Linked DNA regions of Homo sapiens: region 2 is linked to region 1. A link is a contact called in ENCODE Hi-C or POLR2A ChIA-PET data. All regions are on one chromosome and are shown on one strand. The core of a region is the stretch at or near the end of the contact, and the rest is flanking DNA. Distances in the headings are between cores, read along the strand shown.

Evidence for each region. Hi-C counts contacts between places; a loop is a spot of excess contacts on that map. ChIA-PET counts read pairs that join two places held with the same protein, here RNA polymerase II (POLR2A). Pooled maps may share reads with other maps.
Region 2: a loop to region 1 is called in a pooled map, with 3 times the contacts of the local background. The contact joins the promoter of GIHCG here to the enhancer-like site in region 1. A Hi-C loop is called at or near these places in 6 of 50 pooled maps. POLR2A ChIA-PET finds 5 or more read pairs at or near these places in 7 of 52 experiments (HCT116, HEK293, HEK293T and 3 more).

Annotation. Positions count from the first base shown.
Region 1 is chr12:57,863,375-57,868,184 of GRCh38, reverse strand. No RefSeq gene overlaps it. Among named protein-coding and RNA genes, the nearest start is that of CTDSP2, 19 kb to the right of the region's middle. RefSeq lists a silencer at 2,610-2,969. Within about 2 kb of position 2,789, at least 34 of the 41 ENCODE cell types and tissues checked have a DNase peak (open chromatin) inside an H3K27ac peak, as active enhancers do; they include HCT116, where a contact is called at or near this core.
Region 2 is chr12:57,933,878-57,938,707 of GRCh38, reverse strand. It overlaps GIHCG (GIHCG inhibitor of miR-200b/200a/429 expression), which reads left to right and starts at 2,544. Exons shown (of 3, transcript NR_038269.1): 1 at 2,544-2,869; 2 at 3,155-3,238. RefSeq lists enhancers at 2,118-2,618, 2,619-3,119.

The sequences.
Region 1 (4,810 bases), core at 1,540-4,039:
ATTTTCAGGATATAGTGTACAGCCTTGGAAGATCTACAATGTCTCCCTCCCAAAGGGGCAGGCATGCTGCCCCTTATAAAATATACGTGGACGGGCCGGGCACGGAGGCTCACGCCTGTAATCCCAGCACTTTGGGAGGCCGAGGCCGGCGGATCACGAGGTCAGGAGATCGAGACCATCCTGGATAACACGGTGAAACCCTGTCTCTACTAAAAAGACAAAAAAATAGCCGGGCGTGGTGGCAGGCGCCTGTAGTCCCAGCTACTCGGGAGGCTGAGGCAGGAGAATGGCGTGAACCCGGGAGGCGGAGTTTGCAGTGAGCCGAGATCGCGCCACTGCACTCCAGCCTGGGCGACAAAACGAGACTCCGTCTCAAAAAAAAAAAAAAGTATATATATACATGGACCATTCTAAAAAATCTGGGTTCCCTAAGTTCAGGGTTCCTGTCTTGAAATGCAATCCACTGTGTGTGCAGGCATCACCAGGCCCTTTCTGCAAAATCCTGTGGGAATTAGAGCTGATACTCTTGCTACTGCTGTTGCTGTGAATAATAAACTGTCCTTCATCTCTGACCTAGGAGTCTGGGCTTCTATCACAAGCTATGACACTGGTGGGCTAATTTGTTAGCTTGTAAGTAGGATAAAATCTCAGACCCTTTACAGTTCCTGACAGTGTTCAGCTAAGAATCGGGGTTTCTGCAGGAGTAGTTACTAGAAATCTACCATAGGCTTCTTCCCAGCTACTTGAGTTGGCCATACAGGTGTTTCCAGGTATCTGGATCCCTCCCACAACCAAACAGAAGGGAGTGCCTTCAGGTAAAACTCTAGTCACTTCCAAAATTATAGCAGGTCTCAAAATGCCTAAAGACAGTAGGAGTCGGCCACGCACAGTGGCTCACACCTATAATTCCAGCACTTTGAGAGGCCAAGATAGGAGGATCACTTGAGCCCAGGAGTTCAAGACTAGCCTGGGCAAAATAGGGAGACCCTGTCTCTTCCAAACAAACAAAAAAAAAGAAAGAAAATTAGCTAGGCATGGTGGCACATGCCTATAGTCCTAGCTTCTCAGGAAGCTGAGGTGGGAGGATCACTTGAGCTCAGGAGGTTGAGGCCGCAGTGAGCCATGATTACACCACTGTACTCCAGCCTGGGTGACAGGGTAAGACCCTATCTCAATTTAAAAATAAAAAGTAAAAAAAAAGACAGGGAGGTCATGCACCTGCTTACCTCCTTAGCTCTGAGTGTTCTCTAAAGAACCCCATGGACTTCCTTGTCTCCATCCAGTAGGACCAGGTGCAGGCCTTGGGATCCAGATTTATACCAGGTGCTACCAGAGCCAGCAGGCAGACCCAGCAGGAATCCCTTAAGAGCATTCTCAGGATATCCAGGGCTCGAGGTGTTTCCTGGGCCATCAGGACAAGGACAGGGAGGTCAATCCAGTGCCAGGGACTCTGCCTCCTGCCTCATTGCCAAGGGGAGAGACTCTACACAATGAAATCTGGATTACATACTAAAAGGCTTCAAACCCCTAAATGCAAGATGATGGCCCAGACTGAATCCTGAAACACAAAAAGGACAGGAGTGGAAACATGTGAAATCCAAATAAAGTCTGTAGTTTGGTTAATAGCATTGTTCCAATGTTAATTCTTCATTTTGACAAACGTACCATGGTTAGGTAAGATACTAATTTTGGGGGAAGCGGGGTGAAGAGTACATGGGAATTCTCTACACTATTGTTGCAACTTTTATGTACATCTAACAATTTTCCAAAATAAAAAGTATACTAAAATAAAATAAAGCTAAAAAAATTCAAGACCTAAGCTCAAGATTTAAGAGGCAGGAAAAGAAAAATATGAAGGGTGGGGCATGGTGGTGCATGCCTGTAATCCCAGCACTTTGGGAGGCCGAGGCAGGCAGATCACTTGAGTCCAGGAGTTCAATACCAGCCTGGCCAGCATGGTGAAACCCTGTTTCTACTAAAAATAAAAAAATTAGCCTGGCATGGCACGCACCTGTAGTCCCATCTACTCAAAGACTAAGGTGGGAGAATTGCTTGAACCCGGGAGTCGGAGGTTGCAGTGAGCCGAGATCATGCCACTGCACTCCAGGCTGGGGGACAGAACAAGACTCTGTCTCAAATATGTATGTATATATGTGTGTGTGAGTGTATATATGTATACATACATATATACACATACATCTATGCATACATACATGTATGCATACATACATGTATGCATACATATATATGTATGTATACACATACGTCTGTGTACACAGATGTATGTGTACATATATATATACACACACATACACACACACACATATGATTATTGTAAGTGTTTAAATTCAAAGAGCTGGGTTAGGTTAGGACCCCTCTTTTGGAGTTCACTATAAACTGTCCCCTTTTCATCGACAAAGAATTTCCAGGATTGGAGTAAAAATGGAAGCAAAGGAGCTCTCTGTATAGAGCGTCAGAGTGGGCGGTCAACCCGGACTAACGCCAACATCAAGGTCGGGTGAGGCCTGGCACCCGCTTGGTCTTTCGGCAATCCCGCCGGCGCTGCAGGAAGGGCAGGCTGGGGCCTGGGCTCTGCGGCCCCCCTCTCCGAGCTCGGCTCCCCGGGGAGGGTCTGGCGGCCGCGCTCCACTTAAACCCGGGGCGCTGCCAGAGGCCCCGGACACTCGGGCCGCGCCCCGCGAGGGCCCCAGCGCTGGCGGCCCCGCCTTGCCCGGCCAGCCGCCCTCGGAGGAAAAGCTGTTGCTCAACCCGGAGGAATGCGGGGCCGGCGCTCCGGCGGGGGAAGCGCGGGAGACTGCACGGCCGGCGGTGGCCGCAAACTTCGCCCCTCTGGACACTGCGGCTCCGGGCGGGAAAAGAGGGGCGGCCCCAGGCCGGGCCCCCAGCCCGGAGGTGGCCCAGCCAGAGCTCCCAACTTCGGGGCCGTTTAAAAACGGCGGCAGACGCAGGCCCGAGGGCCGAGGCAAGAACCTCCCACGGAAAGCTCCAAGGAGGCGGGGATTTCTGCCTCACTGTTGTGTTCGTGATTCATCTGCGGCGCCTGAAGAGTGTCTTGAACATAGTAGGCGCTCAGTAAACATTTTTGAAAGAATAACATAATCCCTCCCGGCCTCAGTTTCCTCCCGTCTACAGGAAGGGTTTGATCTCAGAGGGCCCTATCAACTCTGAAATTCTAGGATGCTGAGATTAAATCCCATGTGTACTACTGTGGTTTTGCTTTTAGTTTTTCGGGGACATTTTTAGTGCTACCCTTTATGATGTGCCAGGAGTGAATTTGACACCAGATGGCTTTTTTTTTTTTCTTAATAAGAAAGAAGACAAAGGGAGGGAGAAAAATATTTTCCAACTGGCAGTGCTGACAGCATTTTGGAAAAGAATCCAGGGAGGCAAAGAGGAGCTGTTTCAGCCTGATTCTGCCTTCTCCTGCACACTCTGCCACCCTGGCCTCCACCACAAACGAGGTAGATCTGAGTGGAGCTTTTTATGGATGAGGCAAAGGGAGCATCATTACAGAAGACTCCACCCCGAGTTAGCACTTGCTTTGTCCTCTGTGGCAGTCACAGCGAACTGGCCCCTGAGCCGCATGGTGGTGGATTCCAGCTATAGGCAGGGCTCTGGCTAAAGGCTGGATCTGGTGTTAATTAGAAGAACAGAGAGACACCTGGCAAATCAAAAGCTGGCGCTCCCTGCCTGGGGAACATGCAGGAAAAATAGCCAAAGTGGCAGTGCCTCTTCTGGAATTCCTCTTCTCTGGGATCCCAACTCCCTCTCATGGAAAGGCAGGGTGGAGAAGGGTTCCTTGCTCAAAATGACCTCTAGCTGAGTTTTTAATATGTCATGGCGCAGGGAAGGGAAATTCCTAGAATAAGACAATTTGGCAGTGTGCACAGGGGTGCCGACCAGGGATGCTGCAGGCAGTCTGCTTGGGTTCAAATCGTGGCTCCACTACTTACTAGTTGTTTGATAAGGATAAGTGACTTTATCTTTCTGTACCTTAGTTTCTCCAACTGTAAAATGGAATAATTAAAATTCCCACCAAAGGCAATTGTTGTGTGGACTGAATTAGATAATACAAGAAAAGTGACAGTGGTCTGCCTCTTCAAACAGACACTGGCACAAGGCAAGCACTCAATATTTTCTTATTTAAGTGACAGGACCCCCAAAACTAGAACCTTGTGCTGGACAGGTCTCAAAATGGCTGCCTGTGAAGAGCCCCACTGTGGTACTATCAACTTTGGGCAAAGAAGTCTCCATCCAGCTGACAGGTCCCTCCCTCCTCCTTCACATCCCCAGGAAACTGGAGGAAGGCCACACACGATGAGCAGAAATTATGTGTCAGGCTCCAACTTGATGGATCACCTCCAAAGGGATCTTGGAGGGAAGAAGGGAGTAGTGGGCAAGGAGAAGAGGACTGTTGGTGCCAGTTTGGGAGGCTGGGACTAATGCAGTAGATGGTATATAAACCAGTGCACTGTGTACCATAGGTGGCTTGTGATGGCCACCCATGGTCTATACCTCTGTTGAATGTCCTTGATTTTCTACTGATAAATTGTTTCAGATGCAGTGTTCTCGAATTTGACCAGCAAACTCCTTGAGGCCAAGTCTTGTCTTTCTGTCATGGTATCCACCCGACACAAACATGTCAAAGATGCTACTCACAAAGTAAAGACTTCAGAGGCGCTTATTGACTGGATGAGATGTTAAACAGGGGAGCAGATTGGAATTCCAGACTGCATGGGCAAGGGGAGACAGAGGCAGCTGGGCATGTAAGGATCAGAGGTGTGACTCA
Region 2 (4,830 bases), core at 1,295-3,794, 71 kb before region 1:
AGAGTTTTTCCTAGGTTTTCTTCTAGGGTTTTTATTGTTTCAGGTCTTAAATTTAACTCTAATTCATCTTGAGTTAATTTTGGTATATGGTGAAAGAAAGGGGTGCAGTTTCATTCCTCTGCATGTCTATCCACTTTGTGTAGCACCATTTATTAAATAGAGTGTCTTTTCCCATTATATGTTTTTGTTGTCATTGTCTAAGATCAGTTGGTTGTAGGTATGTGGCTTTATTTCTGGATACTATTTGCAATACCCTTCAGCTACAGGAATAAGTAAAAACGTACAAACCAAAAGCTGCAACATTTCCTTACTAAATTAGCTAAAACTGTTTCAATACTCATTGTTGAAGAAACAGATGGAAAAAAATTCATACCACAGTATCAATGGTTGTCTAGGTATTGGAATTTTTTTGTTACATTCTCCTGAAATTTTCTAATGTTCCTCAATAAGCATGTATTACCTTTATAATCAGAAAAATAAACTTTAAAAAATCAAGTGGGCTTTGGATGCCATGTGTAACTTCATCTGTATACAGTATAAAGACATAGGTATGGAATAAAAACACATTAAGGAAGAGATAATGAACAGCAAATACAAATGAGTTTTAAAAAGAAAAAGAATTACCACAAAGAAATTAGAGCAAGGGCAAAGATTTAGCTATAAGGATTTTCATTTCTCCATTGCAGCACTAATTGAGAGCAAAAATGGCCAGGCCAGTGGCATGTAATCATAGCTATTTGGGAGGCTAAGGCAGGAGGACTGCCTGAGCCCAGAAGTTCAAGACCAGCCTGTGTGATACAGCAAGACACCTCCTCCTCAAAAAAAAGGGGCGGCAGGGGAAGACATCAATTGTTTAAATATCCAACAAGAGGTATAATGGAATATATACAACCATGTTAAGTGTCTTTTTTAAACAAAATATGTTCATTAAAAGTTTTTGGGTGTTTTGTTTTGTTTTTTTGTTTTTTTGTTTTTTGAGCCAGAGTCTTGCTCTGTCGCCCAGGCTGGAGTGCAGTGGCGCCATCCCGGCTCACTGCAACCTCTGCCTCCTGGGTTCAAGCAATTCTCCTGCCTCAGTGAGCTGGGATCGCGCCACTGCACTCCAGCCTGGGCGACAGAGCAAGACAACAGCTCAAAAAAAAAAAAAATTCAGGCTGGGCGCGGGTGGCTCATGCCTGTAATCCCAGCACTTTGGGAGACCGAGGAAGGCAGATCACTTGGGATGAGGAGTTCGAGACCAGCCTGACCAACATGGTGAAACCTCATCTCTACTAAAAATACAAAAATTAGCTGGGTGTGGTGGCGCCGCCTATAATCCCAAGCTACTCAGGAGACTGAGGCAGGAGAATTGCTTGAGCCCAGGTGGTGGAGAGGTTGCAGTAAGCCGAGATCGGGCCACTACACTGCAGCCTGGGCAACACAGTAACTTTGTCTCAAAAAAAAAAAAGTTTTTTAAGTTCCAAACTAGCATATACAGTATGATTCCATTTTGAATTTGTACTTACTATAATTCATAGAAAGGGTCTGGAAGACTCCTACAAAGTATTCACATTGGTTGTCCTTAAATGGGTAGGATTTGGAGGTTTTGTGTTTTGGGGGTTTTTTTGGCCTTCATTTTCTAAAGCAAAAATAATTGCTTTTTTAATGGGAACTAAATTATTTAAAATTGTATAAATCTATCACAGTAACAAATAAATTACATATAATTGTAAAGAGTTTACCACCTGTCAGCTGTGAAAGTTGATCATATAAATCGGGTCACTTTTGTCATACCAGTTAAAGAGTGGAGAGGCCAGAGGGAAAAAACATTCAGGTCACAAATATCACTTGAAAAATATAATTCTCTACAGGCCTGGCTGCTGAAACTGCCTGCTAACACTTAAAACCAATTTAATCTAAAGGCTACTAAGACAGTCTGCTACAATTCTAAGACTAATTTTACCCACCACCGTCACTCAGCAATCAGTTTGCCAACCCCACCAAAACATTAATAGTGCCAATAAACTCTCTTGGAGACCAATACGTAACATTTCTCCTTCTTATAAAGTCTCTAACCTCTTCACTCTTCAGACATCCCGAAGACCACCCCAGTCTACATATATGCCCCAAATTACTATTTTCTTCCCAAATAAAGCATTCTAATTTCAAAGATTCATCTCTATATTCTGACTTAACAGCTTTTAACACTTAATGCTGTTTTTTAGTTGACAAATAAAAATTATATTTATAGTATAAAACATGTTTTGAAATATATATACATTGTGGAATGGTTAAATAAAGCTAACATGTACCCTTCGGCTTTTTAAAAACTAACGTCCAATTCATCCAATTCCGTGAGAGTAAAGCCTTTGCTTAGCTTTCCAGTCCTGTTAAACGGGGGGGAAACAACAAAAGGGTCCTCAGGGCCCTGCCCAACAATACGCCACATTCTGTCTAGTAAAGCCACACAGCCAGAAAACGCCAGGTGACTGGCAGGCAGATACTTCCGGAAGAAGTCGGCCCTCCGAACCCGGAAGTGAAGCGATAAGACGCACGGTGTTCTGGGAGGAGTTACGCAGGCAGGGTTGTGGTTGCTGGCTGTTACCAGGACAACCGGAGGCGATTGACCGTTATCTGCGGTTTGGAGCCGTTAGCGGGAGAGGCAGAGATATTCAGAGGTCTTTTAGGATGCGCTAAAGGGTCGTGAGGGCTCTCTTAAAATTTTCTTCACAAGCGGTTATCCAGTCGTGCCCCGCGGCCCTGCTGCTGGCCCCGGGGATCTGAGTCGTACCCTCTTGTTTTTCTCTGAGTCAGTCTTAAGGTGAAATGAAGTGTGGCCCAGTGGCTCCTCACTGTCGCTTCTCTAGTTTTCTGCCTCCTTTTAGAAAATGTAAGTTGAGAATTTCTAATTTACATCGGGATGTGTTCTAATGCGCTTGTTTTTAAAACTGTGGAAAATTTTTAAAAGAAAATAAATCTCACCAGTCATCCAGCTACCCAGAAGTAACATTTTCATGCATTACCTATTAATTTTTTTCTCTGCATATTTTTTCATAGTTGAGATAATTTAGGGAAAACCATTTTGTGTCCTTCATATATGGATGAATACAATATAATTTTGGTATTAATATCATAGCAACAAAGAAGGCATTGAAGGCTTTAAATCTGTTTACAGTGAATTGAAAAGACAGGATGAAGTGGACACAGCATGTGAAGACAATTCTTTCAAGAAGTTTGGCTGTCAAGGAAAACAGAGAATGTGAGTAGCCAAAGCAGAATGACAGTGAAAGAAAGAAATTGGGAGCCAGACAATACAGCCCGACAGTTTACGCCTGTACGGATGTACCTCTTTCACAAAAGATTGAGTATGCTTGGGGAAAAAAAATACACACTATAATAGGAGAAAATGATGAAGAGAAACTGAGGTAAAGGTAATTGGAAAACAAAATAAAGCCAGGGGTATATTAATACCCCAAAACTTCATACCAAAAGGTCCGTGTATTTACTAGAGGGGTGCCACAAATTGGGCTCTGAGGTTCCTAGCAATTAAACCAAAGGGAAAATATAAGTTTAACATGATCCGTATGAGGGAGGAGGCCTAATGGCATATTATAGAATCCTGTTACACATTAGCTGTATGAAATTGATTGGGTAATGTAAGCTCTTTAGACCTCATTTCTCCGTCTCTTAAAGAGTGGGGAGAGGAAGCAGGAGACTGTTAGACGAGTTGATCTTTTAATATCTCTTCCACTACTGACAGTCTATGATCATATAGGCCAGAGACGGCAAACTCAGATGCCTAAATTAGGGACTAAGAAAGTTTCATAAGTGAGGAAATGGACTGAATGTGACAAAAGCAAGGAGTGATAGAGATTGGAATGTTAGAGTTGATTGAGCTGTCCCATCTAAAACTCCAGCCAATTCTTGCAAAAATAAGGACTCAGTGTTGCCTGATTTTTCAGGAGAAACAGGAAAATCATATTTTTGATAATATTATACAAAACAAAACACCTCTACTAGCTAGATACAATTTGTGGGTCACTAATTTTCAACCTCTGCTATAGGTGAAAGGACCTCAACAAGAGGGATAATTGCTTGAATTAAAGAATTAAATATGAAAAAGAGGAAGAAGTCAAAAAGAATACCAAGATTTCCCCTTGGTAATAAGAAGGAGTTAGTAACATTGATACTAAAATCAGCAGAAGGTTTGGGGAGAGAAGGTGCTTTATTGTGAGTTTCTTGAACATGGGGCAAACTTATTTATGTGTATCCATAGCACATGAATCCAATTCAGCTGCTGGATTTGAGAAATCTGTGGGATTTATCAGGGGAAAGGGCGCAGGAATGTAGGTCAGGAGTTTGGGGAAAGAAGATGAAAAAGGAGTTTAAGATGTAAGATTCATTCTTTCAATAAAGTTTTATTGATTATATATCACAATATGTATTTTCACGAGACTCTAAACTGTCTGAGGGCAGAAAGCACGGGGTTTTTTTTAACCACTTACCCAGCTCCTAGCACAATACATAGTCAGTGCTTATGTATGTTGAAAAAACAAATGAAAAAATACAAAACACTGTGCTTTACAGTATAGGAGATGCAGAGTTGAATTAGAAAATCTTAAGGGAACAAGAAACACTGGGGTCTGCTTGAGGGTGGAGGGTGGGAGCATGCAGAGGAGCAGAAAAAATAACTATTGGGTACTAGGCTTAATACGTGGGTGATGAAATAATCTTTACAACAAACCTTCATGTGTACCCCCAAACCTAAAATAAAAGTTTAAAAAGAAGAAAATCTTCTTAAAGAAGTTTATAGAGCAGGGGCCCCATCTCCTTAAAAAAAAAAAAAAAGAA